Linked DNA regions of Homo sapiens: region 2 is linked to region 1. A link is a loop called in an ENCODE intact Hi-C map of the cell type or tissue named here. Cell type or tissue: A673. All regions are shown on one strand. Each heading gives the region's core, and the rest is flanking DNA. Links, peaks and the distances in the headings are about the cores only.

Region 1 (10,696 bases), core at 1,510-9,509:
ATTAAGCCGACAGGAAAATCTTACTGAGCTGTGCATCAACTTTGAGATGACCATCCATCCCTCGCCTAGCATTCACCTCCTCTCCACTGTAACTAACAGATAAGCACAACCTCCATTGACAAGCAGGGGAATCTAGTGTTTCCCAGCTTCCAAAATGCTCTGCTGAACAGGAGCTTGTTTAATTCTCACACCCACACCTAGGATGCAGGATCCCATACACAGCTCCCATCCTACATGTTTTTTCTCACAATGCAGCTGACACTCCCCAAATCCCACCCCAGCAAGTGGCCGGGTCTGTGTCCCCACCCTTAAATCCATTTGGGGCCATGACTGCTCTGCCCAACAGGGTATAGCAGAAGTGATGCTCCATGACTTTAGAGGCTATATTTTAAAACTATATACAGTTTCTGCTTGTCTCTCTTGCTCCCACGGAAAGCCACCTTGGAGGCCAGCCACCATGCTGTGAGGAAGCTGAAACAAGCCTAGGCTAAGAACTTACAAGAAGAGGCCTCTGAGGCCCCAGACAAGCCAGCCCACCTGTGTCCCATCTGAATTCTAACCCATGTGAATCCATGAGCATAATGAATGGATGTACTATACCATCAGGTCTGGGATAATTTGTTATGCAACCTTAGTACCTAGAAAAATAATGTGTTCACTTTCTAGAGCTGCTGTAACAAATTATCACAGTCTGCTTTCCTTAAAACAACAGAATTCATTCATGCAGAGTTCTGGAGGCCAGAAGTTCAGAGTCAAGGTGTTGGCAGGGCTCTGCTCCCTCTGCGGGCTCTGGGGGGAGTCCGTGCCTTTTCTTTAGTTTCTGGTGTTGTTGGCAAGTCTTGGCATTCTCTGTCTTATAGATGCATCACTCCAGGCTGGGCTTCCATTGTCACTTGGTGTCCTCCCAGTGTGTCTGTCTCTGTTCTCTTCTTATAAGGACATTGGTCATGTTGGAGTAGGGCCCACCCTACTCCAGTAGACCTCATCTTAATTTGATTACATCTATAAAGACCCTATTTCCAACTAAGGTCACACACGGGAATTAGGACTTCAACATCTCTTTTGGAGAAACATAATTCAATTCATAACAAATAGTCAAGATAGGTACTCTATTTTGTAGATGAGAAAACCGAGGCTCAGAGAGGTAGAGTGACTTCCCAAGGTCACACAGCTGGGGAAGTCACTCTACCTCTACTTCTAATGGCTGAGATGAGCTTGGAACCCAGGTTTTAGTCTAGAGGTTTGTCTTCATGACACCAGCTCAGAGAGGTTAAGTAATTACCCTAAGGCCACACAGCTTCCAAGTTTAGCTGCTGAATTTTGAACCCAGATATTAAGTGACAAAGCGAAACGGTCCTCTCCTAAGCCTCGCTGATTCCACTGGGTCAGGAGGGCAAGTTCCCTGAGGGAGTGAAGAAGGCAGGCTTTTCTGGAGGATTTCAGGAGACACTTATGCAAGGGTCCTGGGTTCTGACGTTGCTGAGAAGTCAAGCAACTTCCCCAACCTCACTTCACTAAATCATCTCTCCAAGATGCTCAGAAACTTAATCCTCAGGCTTGACATTGCAACAGGTTGTTGGTTTTCTCCTCCTTGTCCCAAGGGTCAAGGACTTAACCCTCAAGAGGGAGCCCAGGGATCCTGAGTCCCACCTGCACATCCCCCCAGGGAGAAGGGGAGGTGATGAGAAACTTCCAGCAGGCTTGTTTGCTGTCTGCCCTTCTCTACGCCCACCTTCTCCATGCTGCTCAGTGCTGTGGGAGATGGCCTGGAATGGATCCTGCAGGTTCCACTGTGCCCTCTGGCTTCCAGTTTGGTTTGGCCAAAGGGGATCCCCAAAATGAGATTGCAGGGAGGGAAGCATGTTGGGCTGGAACATTTATTCCACCAGTGCGTCCCTGCAGGGTTGCCTTGGGCTGATCACATGCCTGACAGGCCCCAGCTCCCATCAGACACAGCCTGCATCCCTTTTGATGGGTCCAGAGGCCATGCCCTCCCCTCCCTCTTCAGTACTAGACACGTCCTGCTCCTTGCTGTGAGTAGCCCTGAGCACCGTGCTCTCCCACACCCTGCACACATATTGGTAAACTTTCCCCTTCATCAAACTCTCCTCAATTTCCTCAATTTGAATTGAGGCCAGAGCCAGGCTGATACAAGGGGCATTGCCCTCGCGAACCATTTTCTGACTACACTGACTTTTAATTTTTCAGATGCTGCACTAAGCATCCCCATCTTATAAGCTCAGGACGTGCTATTTCTTTCGGGCTCTACTGGGCATGGCCAGGCAGTTGGTGCTTCAGTGGTTCCTCCAGTGGTTCAGGAACCAGGATGGATTCAGGTCACTCAGTTCCTCCAATGACCCAAGCCACTTTGTGCCACTGAGTTCAAAGTGTACTAGGATTTGCAAGAAGGGATCTTTCTAGACCGGGAAGCTGCAAGACCTCAGGCACAGCCCTGTGCTGGGAAGTCTCTGTGACACTCTTCCTTAAGTCATCTGTTTCCTGAAATATCTCTGCACCATGTTAGAGGCAACGAGGAGTAATAGTTAAGAAGACAAATTTTGCAGCCAGAGAGACTTGAGTCCAGCTCTGCCTCTCACTGTGTGACATAGGACAAGTCCCTGACCTCAGCCTCCTCAGCATGGAAAATAGGAGGAAGAGTAGAACCCACCTTGGAGGCTGGTGGTAGGGATTTCATTACAATAATTCATAGTGCATAGCAAGCCCTAAGCAATTAGCAGCTGTTGCTGATTTTTTTTTTTTTTTTTTTTTTTTTTGAGATAGGGTCTCACTCTCATGACTCAGGCTGGAGGGCAGTGGTGTGATCACAGCTCACTGCAGCCTCAACCTCCTGGGCTCAAGGGGTCCTCTTGCCTCAGCCTCCAAGGTAGCTGGGGCTACAGACACACACCACAATGCCAGCTAATTTTTTTGTATTTTTAGTAGAGACAGGGTTTTGCCATGTTGCCCAGGCTGATCTCGAACTTCTGGGCTCAGGCGATCCCCACTACCTTAGCCTCCCAAAGTTGCTTATTTATTTAAGTGAGGATAAGAACAAGTGCTTAGGAGTGCTCACCACAGCCAGGCACTGTGTGATGCGCTGTCTGCTTATTAACACGTTTAATCATCACAGCACACCTATGTGGGAACCACTATCATCGCTATCCCCATTTTGCAGGTAAGAAAAATGAGGCACAGAGAGGTTAAGTGTCTTGCCCAAGGTGACACAGCTCTTAAGAGGCAGAGCTGGGATTACAAACCCAGGCAGATGACTCCAAAATGCATGCTTTCATCCACTCCATGAACCTGGGATTTGGGGGCTCTTCCGGATTACATCCACTCAGCCTGAATCCCACCAGTTCAAGTACTGCCTGTTACTGTTGGGTGTCCCCTTCTTGGGAATATATGAAATACAGTTAGGTTTGAGGTTCTTTGAGGGTAGGACTCCTGACTCACATTTATCCAGTCACCCCATTTTCCCAAGCTCAAAATTAAGCCATTTGCAATCAAACGGATAACTCTTTTTTTCCTAATCAGTCAAGGTGTTTTCAAGAAAGTGTTTCCAAAGCACCAAAGCTAAGGCACATTGCAATGTACATAAGTTGCTGTTGTTGAAGACAGGAAAATCCACCCAAATCTGGAGCTGTCCTGGGGAATGGAGATCTTGGCTGGGTACACACATGCATGCTGGGCACAGAGCAGGTGCACTGGTTATGAGCCATGTGTCCCCCTCAACCACCAGTTCTGTGCCCTGGAGGCTGGCCCGATGGACTGCATCACCCATGGCTCCCTTACCTGTCCTTCACCTTCTGGCTGGGGTCAGCCCATGGGAGGCGCCAACAGGTGATTGCAGCAGGAGGGGTAAGAAGAGGCAGTTAGAGTCCCCCCAGGCCCAGCCAGGGCTCTGCTGGTGGCTGCGTCTCTCTGTCTGCAGGTCCTCTCTAAGTAGCCCAGTAACCTCACTCCCTCTCCCTGCATCTGGGTTCCTTTCCTGTGGCTGCTGTAACAAATGACCACACATATTGAAAACAATGCAAATTTATTTTCTCACAGCCATGGAGGCTAGAAGCCTGAAATCAGTATGGCTGCGTTAAAGTTGAGGTTATCAGCAGGGCCCCTTTGACGGCTCTAGGGGAGAACCCACCCCATTCTCCCTTCCAATTTCAGGGGGCTGCCAACTTTCCTTGGCTTGTGGCCGCATTACACCAGTCTTCAAGGCTGACACCCTTAAGTTTCTCTGCATTCCATCTCCACAGTGCTTTCCTCTTTTTTTCTTTTTTTTTTTTTTTTTTTTTTGAGACAGGGTGTCACTCTGTTGCCCAGGCTGGAGTGCAATGGTACAATCTCAGCTCACTGCATCCTCCACATCCCAGGTTCTAGTAATCCTCCCACCTCAGCCTCCCAAGTAGCTGGGACTACAGGTGTGTTTCACCACACCTGGCTAATTTTTGTATTGTTTGTAGAGACTGGGTTTTACCATGTTGGCCAGGCTGGCCTCGAACTCCTGACCTCAAGCTATCTGCCCACCTTGGCCTCCCAAAGTGCTGGGATTACAAGCATGAGCAACCACACCTGGCTCCATCTCCTTCGTGTGTCAAATCTCCCTCTGCCTCCCCCTGTAAGGGTACATGTGATGGCATTTAGGGATAATCTCTCATCCCAAGAGCCTTAACTTCATCACATCTGCAAAGACCTTCCCCCTTTTTTTGAGGGAGTGCATATTTTGCAAGGGGCCATTTCTCAGCCTACCGTGACTCCCACTGTTGCAGGTTCCTGGTGCCCTATGACCTCTTGGCATTTCCTTATCCTGGCCCCACCTTCATAGAAGTAGCTGCAAAACCTCAGTGGCCTCTTCCTTGCATGGGACCCTCATGAGCTCAGTTTCCCTGCCCAGCCAGACAGCTCCTTCTTGCTGTCTGTATTGAGGCGCCTCTGCCTTAACTTCCTCCTGGTTCAAATCTATATATTTATTTATGCAGAAATATTTATTGACCAACTACAGCTGGGCGCTCTGTTGAGCAGGGTTCTTCCAGTAAAAAGGCCGAATTCTGTTTCCCCACAGGGGCAAAATCAGGAATAAGCTCCATCCATTGTGTACCAGGCCAGCTTGGGCACATGTCTCTCGCTGTTGTCAAAGTCCCAGCTCTCCTAATTCAGCCTCCTAAGGATTTTTCGCCTTGCTTCTAAGGCTCCGCACGGGCTTATCCACGATCCTTTGGCGTCCCCTGCTGGTAGCTATATAGAATTGTAGGCAGTTTTTCTAATACCCTCACAAAGATAGCTGAGTTAAGATGCCTCTCGCCTAATAAGAAAAAGAGGAAAGGAGATGAGAAGTGTGGACTGGCAATTACAAAGAATACTAGGAGGCAAAAATGTAACGCCAGAAGAGGCATAGACTCCAGCTATTCAATGCATGGCATAGTGGATACAATGCAGATTCTGAATCTCTGTTCACTGCTTCCTGGCTGAGTGAGCCCAGGTAAGTCACTTCACCTCTCTGTGCTTGAATTTCTTCATCTGTCATAATTCTACCTACATTACTGGGTTGCTGTGAGGTTGAAATGAGCTAGTCTGTTTTAACCAGTACCTGGCACAACAAAATACAATTTTGTTATTACTGCCATTGGCATTGTGCTAAGCAGCATAAATATATTCTCTCTAATCCTCACCACGACCCTGGAAGAAGGCATTACTGGTCCTGCTTTGCAAATGAGGAATGAGGTTCAGAGAGGGTGACTGACTTACCCAGGGTCACACAGCATGAAGTGTCAGAGATGGGATTTGGACTCGGGTCTCTCTACCTCCTATGTTTCTGCTCTCTCCAGGGCTCCATGTCATCATCAAGGATGAGTTACTTCATGGCTGTGACTTTCCAGGGCTCCCCTCAGCAGTAGAATGGAAGAGGACAACTGGAGAGATGGTGACGCTGCTTACTTCAAGAAAAAAGCCAAGAGGGGTAGCAGGCAGGCACAGCCCGTGGTTGAAGAGGAGGACTTTCCACTCATTTCAAAGCAGAAACTAGACTTGGACACGACCTTGGAGAAGCATAGCCCCTTCTCCTCCAAGATGGTGCCTATGAAGGTGAAGAACTTGTCCCATAATGAGTATATCAGTCATTGTGATGGCAACAATGATGATAATGATGAATTATAGGAGTATGCCTTTTTTTTTTTTTTTGAGACCGAGTTTTATTCTTGTCACCCAGGCTGGAGTGCAGTGATGCGATCTCGGCTCACATCAACCTCCACCTCCCAGGTTCAAGCCATTCTCATGCCTCAGCCTCCCAGGTATCTACAGCCATGTGCCAACACATCTGGCTAATTTTTGTATTTTTAGTAGAGACAGGATTTCGCCGTGTTGGCCAGGTTGGTCTCAAACTCCTGGCCTCAGGTGATCTGCCTGCCTCAGCCTCCCAAAGTGCTGGGATTACAGGAGTGAGCCACCATGCCCAGCTTGAGTGTGCCTTTTAATGTCAGTCTTTCTGACTAGACTATAAGCCTCCTAAGGACAAGGAACATGTCTGTCCTGACCACTGCTATATTCTCAGTTCCTGGAACAGGGTCTGGCACGGAGCAGGTGCTCAGGAACTATGTGAATAATAAGTGAGTGAATGAATGATCATGTCTGCCTCCCTGAAGAGAGCTCCCTGTCTAGTTGAACCATAATCAAATTTAGTGATGGGGCTGGTGTCGTGGCTGACATCTCTAATGCCAGAACTTTGGGAAGCCGAGTTGGGTGGATCATTTGAGCCCAGGAGTTTGAGACCAGCCAGGGCAACCTGTAGAAACCCCATCTCTACAAAACTTGTTTTAAAAATCAGCTGAGTGTGGTGGAGTGCACCTGTGGTCCCCGCTACTTGGGATGCTGAGGTGGGAGAATCACCTGAGCCCAGGAAGTCGAGGCTACAGTGAGCCGTGATTGTGCCACTGCACTCCAGCCTGGGTGAGAGAATTAGACCCTGACTCAAAAAAAAAAAAAAAAGAGCTCTCTTTCATTTATTTTTTTTCTGGCAAACCATTCCTTCAACTGAACTCTCTTTTTAAGCCAGACCTTGATGATTCTCTGTATGTGTGAAGGAGGTATCAGCCCACAGCACCACTGCAAAATTTAAAAAGGAAAGACAATGATTCTGATTTTAATTCCATCCCATCCCCAGCACACTGCCTGGGTCCCCACTGAGCATCATAGCCAGCCCCAATTAAAGCGGCACTGGAATTTGCAGCCTCCAGAGCCTGGGATAGGACCCTCGTTGGCTTGTCTTCTCAGAGTGAATTTAGCTTTTTCCCAGCCGTAGTCTGTTTGGTGAATGATTTGTTGTTTCTGCTCCTTCCAGGTGAATATTTCTGTTTCACTGCCAAGAGAAGGAGGGGCCCCCACATCTCTAATGTTGGGCCCCCAGCAGGGCCCACCAGGGCCAAGGCTCAGCTGCCACCTGCCACAGGTGAACTGCCTGGTCTCCATGCAGATGTGGCTGAAGCTAGTGCACACCTGGTCTCCTGTTTCCAATCATCCTGGCCACTTGGATTCTCCCTTGAGGCTCCTCTGCAGTTGCCTGGGAATAGGAGGCTGCCCTTCAGAGGGGCTTTTGGGGTGGGTTGTGAAATGCTGGGCTACATTGGTGACACTCAACATAGCAGATGGTGACACCCCAGGGCAACCATCTCTAGCACCCCCCTCCACTGGGTCCACTTCCTGCCCCCTAGGGGTGGTCACACGCAGGGAGGAGCAAAGGGAGCCAAACTTGAACCTGGCCTTGGTCTCTACAATGTGATCTTGGGCAAGTGCTTCCTCCTTTCTGGGCCTCAGTTTCCCTGTATGTCAGCAGATGAGAAGAAGGTTGCCCCAGGACCTACGTATGCCAAAAAAAAAAAATTAACTAAAATGTACCAACTCTGAGCCTTTCTACATACTAACAACATTTTTAAAAACCCATAGATTACTTGTTAATGACAAAAAGAAAAATTTTACAAAAGAGGAACCTGGCAGGCACCCCCTTAACCAAGCCATCAAAGTTACCATCATCAGGCCGGGCGCGGTTGCTCACGCCTGTAATCCTAGCACTTTGGGAGGCCAAGGTGGATGGATCATGAGGTCGAGAGATCGAGACCATCGTGGCCAATATGGTGAAACCTCATCTCTACTAAAAATACAAAAATTAGCTGGGCGTGGTGGCGCATGCCTGTAGTCCCAGCTACTCAGGAGGCTGAGGCAGGAGAATCGCTTGAACCTGGGAGGTGGAGGTTGCAGTGAGATTGCGCCACTGTACTCCAGCCTGGCGACAGAGCGAGACTATGTCTCAGAAAAATAAAATAAAAAATAAAGTCACCATCATCAGTTTTGAGGCAAATTGATGTCACAAGCCTCTCAATCTGGTGCACTGTAAAGGATACAGCACCATGTGAGCCTGCAGAATTGTTGCCAAAAAAGCAAGGTGCAGCCGTGTGCTTTCTTGATGACTTGGAATATACTTTGGCTATTAATACACATCTATAAATACAGAATTACTGAACCCTTCTTTTTTCATTTTCACAATGTCTTTTTAGAGATATCTAATAGACCAGGTGTGGTGGCTTACATTTGTAATCCCACCATTTGGGAGACCAAGGTGGGCAGATCACTTGAGGTCAGGAGTTCAAGACCAGCCTGGCCAATATGGTGAAACCCCACCTCTACTAAAAATGCAAAAATTACCTGTGTGTGGTGGCGCGCACCTGTAATCCCAGCTACTCGGGAAGCTGGGGCAGGAGAATCGCTTGAACCCAGGAGGTGGAGGCTGCAGTGAGCTGAGGTCACATCACTGCACTCCAGCCTGGGCAACAACAACAAAAGAAATATTTAATAAACTATTTTGGAACAGTTTAAGTTCACAGAAGAGTTGTGAAAACCTTACAGAGTTCCCGAATTCCCTGTACCCAGATTTCCTTATTGTCAGCATTGCTCTGGAATGTTTGTCCCAATTAATGAACCAATACTGATACATGACTATTCATTCAGGTCTATGCTCTATTCAGATATTTGTTTGTTTGTATCTAATGTCCTCTTTCTGTCCCAGCATCCCATATTCGGTTTATTCCTTAGGCTCTACTTGGCTGTGACAGTTTCTCAGACTTCTCTTGTTTTCAATGGCCTTGACAGTTTTGAGGGGCACTGCCCAGGGATTTTGAAGGATGTCCTTCAGCAGGGGTTGGTCTGATGTTTTCTCATAATTAGACTTTGGTTATGGTTCCCCGGGGGGATGACCACAGAGGTGAATGGTCATTTCCTATCAAGCATACATACATCAACATGACTTATCACTGTTGATCTTGACCTTGACCACCTGGCTAAGGTCATGTTTCTCAGATTTCTCCACCATAAAGCTACTCTTCTCCCTCCTTTTCTGTAGTGTAGTCTCTGGAAGTCATGATGCACAGCCCACACATAAGGCTGGGAAGTGATGTTCCTTCTTCTTCTTTTTTTTTTTTTTTTTTTGAGAGAGGGTCTCACTCTATTGCCCAGGCTGGAGTATAGGGGTGAGACCATCGCTCACTGCAGCCTCAACCTCCTGGGCTCAAGCAATCCTCCCACCTCAGCCCCACAAGTAGCTGGGACTACAGGTGCACACCGCCACACTTGGCTAATTTTCCATTTTTTGTAGAGATGGGATCTTGCCATGTTGCCCCGGCTGGTCTCCTGGGCCCAAGCAATCCTCCCGCCTTGGCATCCCAGAGAGCTAGGATTACAAGCTGTGAGCCACCATGCCCAGCCTTGAGGGACAAGTATTATCATAAATGATTTGAAATTCTCAATTTATCTATCCTCCATTTTATTTTCTATTACTTATTTATGTCACTGGACTTATGAATATTTATTTTATACTTTGGGTTATAATCCAATACTACTTTATTTATTTATTTATTTATTTTGAGACGGAGTTTCGCTCTTTCGCTCAGGCTAGAGTACAGTGGTGCGATCTCGGCTCACTGCAACCTCCACCTCCCAGGTTCAAGCAATTCTCCTGCCTTAGCCTCCCGAGTAGCTGGGATTACAGGCGCCCGCTACCATGCCTGGCTAATTTTTATATTTTTAGTAGAGACGGTGTTTCACCATGTTGGCCAGGCTGCTCTCAAACTCCCGACTTCAGGTGATTGGCCCGTCTCGGCCTCCCAAAGGGCTGGGATTACAGGCTTGAGCCACAGTGCCCGGCCATATTATTTATTTTGTTACTCAAAATATTCCAGCCTTGGACACTGGAAGCCCTTTCAGTTGGCTCTTGTGTCCCATTAGGGAAAAAATTTTGTTTTGAGCTCGTTCTTACTTTTTGGCATTACAAGATACTCCAGGTTCACCTTGTGTATTCCCTGCCCCAGCCCTAGAAATAGCCATTACTCCAAATAGCCCTGGTCCTTTTTATTAAAGAATGGATTTGAAATCGAGGCTTGAGCATTGCTTCATTCTTTTCTTAACATCTACATGATATTTTATCCATTGTCTCATCGGTTCTCTGTTGATGGGTATTTCGGCTGTTGCCCATCCTTGGTGATTGCAAACAATGTGCAATAAATATTAATGTGTCCGCATAGCTATATGATACATTTCTACAAGTCCTCCCCAGTGCCTCTGAACCATGCCCAGAAGGGACAGAAGGATTGGGGCAAGAGAGCAACAGCTTTCTCCCTATTACCCCTCACCCTGAACAAAGCTGAATTCTCAGTTCCTG
Region 2 (10,696 bases), core at 1,649-9,648, 1.8 Mb before region 1:
TTCTTTTTGGCCTGGACCCTTAAAATATGCAGAAATACACCAAAAGAGAGCTTCAAAGCCCATTTTAATAACTAACTACATACCTGCTGAAAGCATTTACTCACAGCTCCCGCTTTCGCTCCAGTCCCAGATGCTTAAAATGCAGTTAAAGTTTAAGCTTTTAGTATTAACAATCACTCACACAGAAGCGGCATCCATAAAATCTACAAGCCCAGTCTGCCATTACTTCATTGTAATTAACAATCTAGTAGTAAAGTAATGATCTCGAAATCTACAAATGGTATGGCACTAGAGGTTTAAATATTTGACAATGTGTTGGGTCCTATAATTTGATTCTGGAACTGAGACTTTCCTGAAGGGAAGACTCCCTAACAGTTAATGTATTTCTAGGCATAGACCAAAAGAAATCCATTGACAATTCTGGGTCCCCTTCTATCCCAGTTCTCCAGCTTTTCATTCCATCTGTGTTTTCTCTTACTTTCTCTGTATCCCCAGTTTCTCTCAGCTCAAACACCCTGCTATTCTGTGATTCTTCTCTCTCGTCCAATACCCTTCCCATTGAAAAAGAAATTCAGCTTATCCAGAGATAGCATCAGCCATTGGGATTAAAATGCAGTATATACGTTTCAGGTGATGTGCTGGAAAGATCAGCAAAGATATAAAATATCCAAGGGAAAACAAAAGAAAAAAAATGGCAGGCAGTCTAACACCGGCTAATAGTTAAATAACAATTTGATGTTTAGACATAAGAGGCTGAAGTTAGGAAACTTGAGGTTCACCCATACATTCTGGGCTTCGAAATCTGCCATCAGTAAAGGGGCACAATGGTGTGAATTTTTAGCCAAGCATCAGTTGAACCTTGAATTTCCTGGGTTTTTGTTGGACCGTATCACAGTGAAACATTATATTCTTTTCCCCCAAATATATATCTGATTTCCTTTACAAAGAGCAAAAAATATTTTTCCCACCAAGCTACAAGAAAACACATGTTATCTTTCCCAATAGGGCATCATCTATTATTGGTCTTTTGGAAAGCTAAAAAAAATGCTTCAAACAATATTCTAAACCCGTTTATTGTGTTTTGTCAGATGAAAAAAACTGATTTTGATTTATTATTTCATGTAGATATTATATAGACATTTGTGTTCGACATTTCCTGAGAAATATTTCCGTTTCTGAGGTCTTTTAAAAACGCACTTTTAGAAAACTTTATAATTTTTTTCTGTGCATGTATGTGTGGTGGCAGATGAGGAATTCTTTTAAGATCCTTCATGTTTAAGATGTTTAGTAACTAAAAATAATTTACTGGGAAATTATGAACTTTATAAAAGACCAACATTTGCTGAGAGTCAATTGCTTCCAATAGCCTTTTATTAAAGCCATTTTTCTATTCTTTCTTCTTATAATTACAGAATGTTTTAAATATGAGTAATTATACCTTGACGTATCTCGTGATTTAAAATGGACTTTTGAGAATGACGGCAAAGTGGTTTCTGCATTTCGTAATTCAATACAATCAAAAACAGTTAAAAAATATGTATACAACTGGATGTGTTATTCTTTCAAAAATCAGTCGTAAATATAGACCTTTTTTTGGGCGGGGAGAAGGGGTGGGTGAAATTTCAGATTGGAACGAAGTTACAACCCACATCAGGAAAATCGGCCCTTTAATGAGAGAAATGAAAAAGTCTTAATCACCAAAACCCCTCCAAAAATGACACTTTGAATTACATCAGAACTCTACATGGCAATGCAAAACGAGAGCCTTTCATCTGAAAAGTGAAATACTTAATGATTTCAATCAGTTCGTACCTCCCCTAATTTGAGATCTGCATAACGTATTCAGTGCCTGGATTTCTTTCATATCTCTAAAATATTTATAAAAACAATTCATTCTCTTGTTTTCTACCTACCTCCCCCCCTTTCAAGATGAAGGTAATTTGTTTTCTCTGGTAGAAGTTGCAGAGGGCAGCGGGGGATTGGGGAAGAGCAGTGTAGTTATAGAAAGCACCAAATGGCATTTCCAAGCTATCTGAGAATATTAACGTTTGAGTGTGTCAGATCTGCCCAGGGGCAGGAGGCTTAAGATCATTTTTCTCCGCTGAGGTTTAATGATTGAATGCATTTTGTCTGAAGGAAAAAAAAAGGAGGAAATAAATTTTTTGAAAAAGGTTTATATTTACAGAGAGTGCCTAACGAACTAGTTAACATTCTTACTATCAGGAAAGCCTAAACCATTCATAAATAAACCATTTTAAACCACCTTTACCCACATGCAGCACTCTTTCTTTCAGCTCCCTTTAGCAATTTGAAGTACAGGAGATTAAAGTCCTTTGGAAATTTCCAAGGTCAGACCTCAACTAAAATAGGATTAAGGGGGTAAGGGCGGGGGGGAGACAAAAATGAAGAGAAAGGTCTTATTCCCTTTTCCCCCTTCTCCTAACTATCTGAAATAAATCGGAAGTTATTTCTCGAAATCCTCCTTTCCCCTGGCCAGTGGCAGCTCTTCAAAAGCTTCTGAGACTGTTTAAAATTTTTCCTATCCCTTCCTCCCCCCATTGTAAGAAAAACAAGTAGAGTGAGGAAGGGAAGTTAAAAGGTTGACGTTAGGGTCCCTTCTAGGCAATACTCCAGGGAGCACTGTGACATTAAGAACTTTTGCTGAAAGCAGCTGCTAGTTTGATCATTACTGAAAGAAGAAAAATTCTGCAACATTGCAACCATTTTCTCTTTAGATGTTCCAAACCAGTATTCCAACAAAGGAAATGAAAAAGGGAAACCCACTCTTTCTCCCCTTTTCTTTCTGTGTTCCATATGTAATGTTTAATTTCGGCACCAAGGACATACAGCTTTGAATTAGAAAACACACAAAGATAAAACAGCTCTCCTGCCCACAACTCTGTAAATGTTTCTCTTTCTTTCTTCTTCCCTTCCTTCTCTCCTTCCCTCCCTTCTTTCCTTCCTTTTCTCTTTATCATCCCCCCATAAATGTTTTCCTCTTTCTTTTCCATTTTGCCTTCCTTCAACTTCTCTCTCCCTTGCTTTCTTCCCCCATCTGTCTTTCCTTCTCATTTCTAATTCCTCCCTACACATAAACAACGACAGAAACCACAACATCTTTCAGTCTACCTTGGTTGCATTTGTTCTTGCTCTTAATTTGATCCATTCTTTTACAGTCTTCCTGGACGTTGCTTGCCTTTTTGTTCATCAGATTTCAGCAAGGAGAGCTGTCTCGGTACATTTTGATAGATCTTAACAGTAATTATGTAGGGACTTCAAAGCAAAACTACTTATGTGCGCTCTCTTTTTCTCTATCTTTCTGCATGCGAGCGTGCAAACACACACGCTATCTCAATCCTAACCCCACTAAATCCATACAACAAAAAAATCCTTTTTAAACAGGGCAGAAAATTATGTGGAAATTAGCAGCTGGTATTTCGAATGTATGGTGATTGCAGAAACCTCCCCAAATTTCTGGGGGAAATAATGAAAGGACCCTATAAAGAAATAGTGCTTCTTATTTGACTAGTCTTCATTTAAAATGTTTTCAGTCATGCTTTGAAATTTCAACATTTTAGACTAGGGATCATGAATAACCTGCAATGATAAAAAAAAAAAAAAAAAAAGAGGCTGAGAGATAAATTAAATAGGATCTGCCAACATTGGGTCTGGTGCTGACATACGATTATTCCTAAATTGAATGATTTGGTCCTAGCAAATTTGTGCCTTTGAATAGGCCATTTTATGGCAAAGTACAAATATTTTAAAGAAGAGTTTTACGTATTAAATATTAAAAAACTAGACACAATTCTAGTTTTGTGTCTGCCTTTAAATAATCAGAGTTGGGCCATCAGGTTTCAAGGAAAAAACATTCATTCAATGAAATAATGAATAGCAAAGCTGGATGTTTCATTGACGAAATGTTTTCCAGGGATTTTGACTTTATTATAAATGAGGTTTTATCTCAGGAACTAAAAATACTAGAAAGGAAGGAAATCAACGAAGGGGCTGAAAATACTAGGAAATATTAACCAAGTCCTCCCCTTGAAGAAAGATCTGGAATTTGTAGATGCCTCTGAAAGTCTGAGCAAAGTACAAACAAAAGAAACTATTAGAATCCCAAAGACTTGTTCAGTGTAGAAAGCTTATACACATCCGACTAGTGAATGTGTCTTCTTCAGGGTGGGTGCTTTTGAGGATAACAGATCAAAACATGCACGTGTATATATGCAATGTGTATTACTTTTCATATATTTGTCAAAATTTACGTAGATGGCCATCTAGGAAAACTCCTACATGGTGCAGTTGGAAAGAGAGTATTTGATTTTTGCATGTTATCGACATACTTCCTGAGAATATTACAAATAAAAACATGTCATCCGTTCTTCTAAAGAAAGACATCTTTCTTCTCTCTATTGATTTTGGCAAATTTACTGTCTAATTTGAAACCTGAAGTAATAGAGGCAAAATAAACCCTAAAGAAGGACATCTAACTATGGGATTTTCCATTTTCTCTCTAAGAGATGGCACAGTTATTTAAAAAGGAGAACTCCCAGTGTTTCCTCTGGTTTTAAAGGACAACAAAAAATGTAATAGCCTGGAAAAAAGAAATGAGTCCATTTGATCTTAAGTAGAAATGCTTATTTTCATGGGAAACGCCTATCAACCTGATCTTGAAATATACCTGAATGAGCTGAATTCTTGCTCCTTTGGCAGCGCACTCATTCATTTCAGTTTCTTCTATTTTATTTTATTTTATTTTTTGCCTTTGTTCTGTTATGGTCTCGTAAGCTCTCAGAGGATCATAAATCTTTTTGCAAACTGTGATATGCTGATTTGGAGATCCAGATTAAAAGTGTGCAAAATTGGAGTTTCAAAGAGTTGCTATTATTATTATCTATTAACATAACACTGTAATAGTAATAACAAAAACATCAATAATAAAAGCAATTATAAAAGAGTCAGTCTTTCCCAGATTTTTCATTTTGCCTTTAAATAAAAAAAAAAGTGAAAAGAAGGCTTTGTTTCTAAATGCCTATTCCCAATAATGGAATAATGAGATATTAATATAGTAAAAAATTCATGCATTCCTATGCCTGAAGCTATACCATTAGATTCTTTTGGCAGCCTTGAAATGGGGTGGTGTGGGCATTTAGTGGTGTGGGCTAAGCAGGAAGATGTCTTATAAAAATAGTCAGCAGATGGCACTCCAGCCTCTGCTTACTAGTTTTGGACCTGATTTGGTTGCTGTGCTGTTCTTGGACGTTCAGACTAGGTTAGGGACAGGCACTTTGGGCCTGCTTTTGGATAGTTGAAGATACTGTCAAGAAATATAGAGAAGGAAGAAGGTAATCAAGTCAAGGAGCTGTATTTGGTGGTTGCTGGGCTGGCCGGCTCTTAAGAACCTTTTGCTAAAGCTAGAAAGGAACCATTTATCTTGGTATGGGTGTATTTTGCCCTGCCACACTGGGCGGGAAAAAAACTATTACGTCCTCAGATTATTCAGATTCTTTCAGGGATTCAGGAAAGAAATGAATTCTTTGGTTAGTGGTATAATTACAACACCTTCACATGCCCCGTGGTAATGGAAGACATTAAAAAAGTTTTCCTCAAACCTTTTCCCAAAAATTTCTGCTGAATATAAATCATCACAATAGGAATGCCGGTGGTAGTGGGAGAAAAGGGAGATGATCATGTGTGGTTGTGTGTTTGTGCAGTTGTGTGCATGTGCAGGGCATTGTTAGACATGACATTGTTAGAAATGGGAAGGCAATTGACAGAAGAATATGATGTTGAATGATGAGGATAATGGTTGAAAGCAAAAGTGACATATATTATGAAGGTAGAGTCAAATTATCTGAACTAAAACTGGGGATGCATGAACCAAAATTTTTTCTTGACCACTTCTCAGTGTGAGAGGCAAGGATGGGAATTAGTTCAGAGGCCAAAAGACTTTAAGTTCTGGGACAATGGATGATTATAGAAACACTGCTACAAAGCATCTAAAGTGGGAAGAGTCCTCAAAATCGGGGGGTGTGGGGTGATGGTATTTGGCCACCAAAGTTTGGGGAGAAAAGGGAAAAAGAAGTTTTCATTTTCACAGAGGATTCGAGGTCTTCAAAACACAGCTTCCAAGTGCAGTGAAAACCTCAATGTACTGGAACCTGGCCAATCAGAGCCAAAAAGGCAAATAACCAGGAAACAAGTGGCTATCAGGAATGTATTAACAACAGAAATAACAAAACTTTTTATGATACATCCTGGAGTCTAAGTGAACCAGTTCTTTATCTCTTTTGCATTTTCTGCAGCTCTAATTTTATATAAGACAGAAAAATCTATTTTTGTTTATTCAACATACTATTTTAGAATTACAAAATCTTAGTTAGAAAAGCTGGCGGTAGAATCCAAGCCCTTACTCAAGAAATGAATTCATCCCAGTACAGAAATAATAATTGTGGATCATAGGTCCTTTGTTGGAACCAGAAACTGTGCTTGGTGTTCTACATTTGTCATCTCATTTCATCTTCATCAAAATTCATGAGAGAGGTCTGTTCTCCCACTTTATAGGTGAGGAAACAGTCTCAGAGAGGTTAGGTCATTTGCCCAAGATCACATAGCCTGAAAGATAAAGCTAGAGTTTAAACACCTGGCAGAGTGAGCCTCAAACTAGGACATTTAAGCATGGTTTTCAAGTATACATTCTGAGGCAAGAAAGGGCTCTCTGTTAATGAAGAAAATCCATTGAACCAAAAGTCCCCTTGACCTTTCCTGGAGCAATGTCCCAGGGGAGAGAGATATTTGAGGTATTGAGAAATGGGAAGTGAAAACTTACTGTCCTAAGGAGATGCCATTTGGGTGGAGGCTGAGAGAAGCCAACAATTCTTTTTCTTTTAAGACAGTCTCACTTTGTCACCCAGGCTGGAGTGCAGTGGCGTGATCTCAGGTCATTGCAACCTCTGCCTCCTAGGTTCAAGCAATTCTTCTGCCTCAGCCTCCCCAGTAGCTGGAATTACAGTCATGCACCACCATGCCTGGCTAATTTTTATATTTTTAGTAGAGACAGGGCTTCACCATGTTGGCCAGGCTGGTCTCGAACACCTGACCTTAAGCGATCCGCCTGCCTTGGCCTCCCAAAGTGCTGGGATTACAGGTGTGAGCCACCGTATCAGGCCCAACAATTCTTGTATGGCAGTGAACTTTGCACCACAAGTCTCATAGAACAGAAGGATATCCAAGCCTGCTTAGGCCAGGCATGGTGGTTCATGCCTGTAATCCCAGCACTTTGGGAAATTCAGGCAGGAGAATTGCTTAAGGCCAGGAGTTTGGGACCAACCTGAGCAACACAGTGAGACATCATTGCTACCAAAAAAAAAAAAAAAAAAAAAAAAAAAAAAAATTAGCTGAACAAGGTAGTGTATGCCTGTAGTTCTAGTTACACAAGAGGCTGAGGCAGGAGGATTGACTGACCCCACAATGTTGAGGCTGCAGTGAACTGTTATTGTACCACCACACTCCAGCCTGGGTGACAGAGTGAGACCCCGTCTCTTAAAAAAAAAAAAAAAAAAAAAAAAAGTCCTGCTTACCTGATGAAGTGCCATATGGGATACAATAAGCCAAGGGTAAAATGGAGTTTTCTCAGGCTCAAAATTTGGAGGGAAAAGACTCTTCCAATTTTTCTGGCTCTCTTTCACTTTCCCCCACCATCTCAGTCCTAGTTCTTTGGAAACTGCCACACAGGATTACAATTGGAGGCCTAAGCCAGGGTCAGAGGGCCCTCCTGTCCAAGAATTTCTGCCTTCTTATTTGTTTTTCTTTTGCCTTCTGTCCTCACCCCAACCTTCTCTGTGACTTTGAAGGTTCCTTCCAAGTCTCTTGTCTTGGAAGCCACATTGGTTGGTTAAAGCTCTGAGGCAAAGTTAGCTTGCTTGGAGAACTACGAGCAGACCTGTTTGGCTGGAATTACTTTGTAGGAACAAGTTGATTTCCTTGTTGGAACAATACTTGGAGAGATTGATTCTTCTGTGCACCCTGGGGTTGGGAGTAAGGATTGGACTATGACTGCCTTCATTATAATGTTCAGTACCCTGCAACCCAACCATTCTAAGGAGGAAAATTCAACTTCTTCCTACCTGGACACTTCCTCCTCTACCCTGCTCCCATTTATATATTCACCCTGTTCATGCAACAACTACTCACTGAGGGCTTATTATGTGCCAGACTCTAAGACTCAGCATGTAAAGGATTCAGATCTGGTAGGGGTGATGAAGCAGTGAGTGGGCATTTATAATAGTGCCATCAGTGCTGAGGGACAGGGGTAGGCTGTAATTGCACCAAAAAGGTACTGAATTCAATTCTTCTAGAGGAAGGTGGAGAGAGGGAGCAAAGGAGGCTTCTTGGAGGATGTGACATTTAAGCTGAGACCTGACACTGAGTAGATTTAACCAGGTGAAAGGAATGGGGGGAAAAAAGGATCTTTCAGGTAGAGAGAGGAACACATGCGCAGGCATTGGTGGTAAGGTGGGGAAGCCAAGATGCCGTGCTAAGTCCAACTGTTCATTATCTAGATGGCAATGGAGAGCTATGGAAGGGTTTAGGGTGAGGGTTTGACTCAACCAACTCCAGCTATGGCTCAGTAGATTTGGAGAATTGTGTTTTCATAAGGAACATCATCTTTCCAAAATACCAGTGCCACCTCCATCCATAGCTAATGCTGTCCCAGGCTCTGGGATGCAGAGACTCAAGAGAAAAAAGGTTGCATAGTCTCTTATTCATAGCTGACTTGTAATGATTAAACCAAAGCAAAGCACAAGGGCCAGAATGCCCATCCCAGTAGCTGCAAAAATCAGGAAGAAATAAAACAAACCCAATGAAACAGTATCTTATAGGTTATTCTTGGTTCTGTTTCTGGGAGGGGAAGCCAGATCTCAATGAAAAATGATTCTTGGCAGTTCCCAGTGAGCAGCAGCAAAAGAAACATTTTTAAAGACACAGATTTTTTTTTTCTCTTCCAAAGAGTAGCGTACACCACAAGCATCTTTTTTACAAAGAGAGAACATCTTGCGTGTTGTGACCGATTTCTCGTCCGCATGGCTGTCCTTCCCCAATGGAAGTAATTGGGGGAGAAAGGTCTGTGGAGCACATGCTTTGATGTTTGGGGGATGGGGGGACCTTTTCAGCAAATGTCCATGGCAGACACAGTGATTGAGAAAGGCACATCCGTTTTGGAAAATGCCTGCTAATTAAATGAATGTTTTCAACTGGAAAGCATGTCTGAGCTGTTGAGATACATCCCTGATGAAGGTGGAAGGAATGCTTTAGATGTTGGCCTGAAACGGGTGTTTCCATGAGCTTTCCATATGCCTTGGCCTCGTCAAGTCTCAGATATCACATCTCATTCATTAATTCATTTGCTCATTCAGCAATTGTTTGTGGAGCTCCTCTGTGCTGAACACTGTGGTGGGTGCTGGGTGTTTAGTAATGAACAAGGCAGTCACGCCCTTGCCCTTATGGGAGCTTGTATTCCAGTGGGCAAAACAGATCTTTATAAGAGCTCCAGTTCTTCTAAACACCAAACAGAAATAAAGAAGCAATAAAAACGTGTCTTTCAAGACTGACATACTTGGGTTCCAGTCCAGTCTCCCCTGTTTTTCACCCGTGTGCCCTTAAATAATTGCTTAGCCTTTTTCAGCCTTGGTCTCCCTATCTATAAAATGAGCATAGTATTAATAACTACCTATCTTAGAGGATGAGAGTGAGTATTAAATGATTTAATGTGTGGAAATTGCTTAGTTTCGTGTTTGGTCCACAGCAGCAGCTTGAAACATTCAAGTTATTGTCAAGATTAAGGACATCAATGCATTTTAAAATTATAAATTCATGTTTATTGTTAAAAAAAAATTCGACAAAAAGCACTTTGGGAGGCCAAGGCAGGCGGATCATGAGGTCAAGGGATTGAAACCATCCTGGCCAACATGGTGAAACTCTGTCTCTACTAAAAATACAGAAATTAGCTGGGCATGGTGGTGCGTGCCTGTAGTCCCAGCTACTCTGGAGGCTGAGGCAGGAGAATCGCTTGAACCGGGAGGCGGAGGTTGCAGTGAGCCAAGATCATGCCACTGCACTCCATCCTGGCAACAAAGCGAGACTCCGTCTAAAAAAAAAAAAAAAAAATCGACAAAAATAGAAGCCCCTGAAATAAATGGTAGAGGTTCTCTTATCATACCCAGCCAATTCCAACCTCTGTACTAATGAAGGTTGCAAGTGACTACAACTCCATGGGGCTTCACTATGAAAAAGGAATCTATTGATTTACTAAGCTGAAAAGTCTAGGGTATACCTACCCTCACATACAACTGGGTCCACAGCTTCAAAACAGACCATAAGCCTCTGCTTCTCTTCATCTTTCAGCTCTGCTTCTTCTGCATAGGGTAGTTCTTAGGCAGCCTCTTGCTAGGCGGCCCTGGGAGCCTTCAGACTTACCTATTCCCAGAGGAAAAAGAGCTCTTGGCTCACAGGTCTGGGCAAGGCTCTGGCTTGTGTCAGGTGCCCAACCTGGACCGCTTGAGAGATGCTGTTCTCTTTTGGCCAGGCTTAGGTCACATGTCCATCACTGGAGCTGGAGATAGAGTCAATTCCATCCAAATCACATGGACTGATAGAAGAAGGGGGACTAGGTTTGATTACCTAACGATGGAGT

What was found. A loop is a pair of places that touch in the nucleus more often than their neighbours do. Peaks named below come from ENCODE experiments on the same cell type or tissue, not always from the same donor. Only the 100,000 strongest peaks of a DNase experiment are listed, where the experiment ranks them.
Region 2: a loop joins it to region 1, with 9 times the contacts of the local background. A loop is called at or near these places in 13 of 110 quality-filtered maps.

Annotation. Positions count from the first base shown.
Region 1 is chr12:113,975,229-113,985,924 of GRCh38, reverse strand. No RefSeq gene overlaps it. Among named protein-coding and RNA genes, the nearest start is that of RBM19, 14 kb to the right of the region's middle. In A673, for the core only: a CTCF peak has its summit at 5,232 (motif pointing left); a DNase peak (open chromatin) is centred at 5,194.
Region 2 is chr12:115,747,824-115,758,519 of GRCh38, reverse strand. The region is part of intron 1 of LOC105370003 (a long non-coding RNA gene); the gene reads left to right. Among named protein-coding and RNA genes, the nearest start is that of LINC02463, 130 kb to the left of the region's middle. In A673, for the core only: a CTCF peak has its summit at 5,203 (motif pointing right); a DNase peak (open chromatin) is centred at 5,199; H3K27me3 peaks cover 2,619 bases.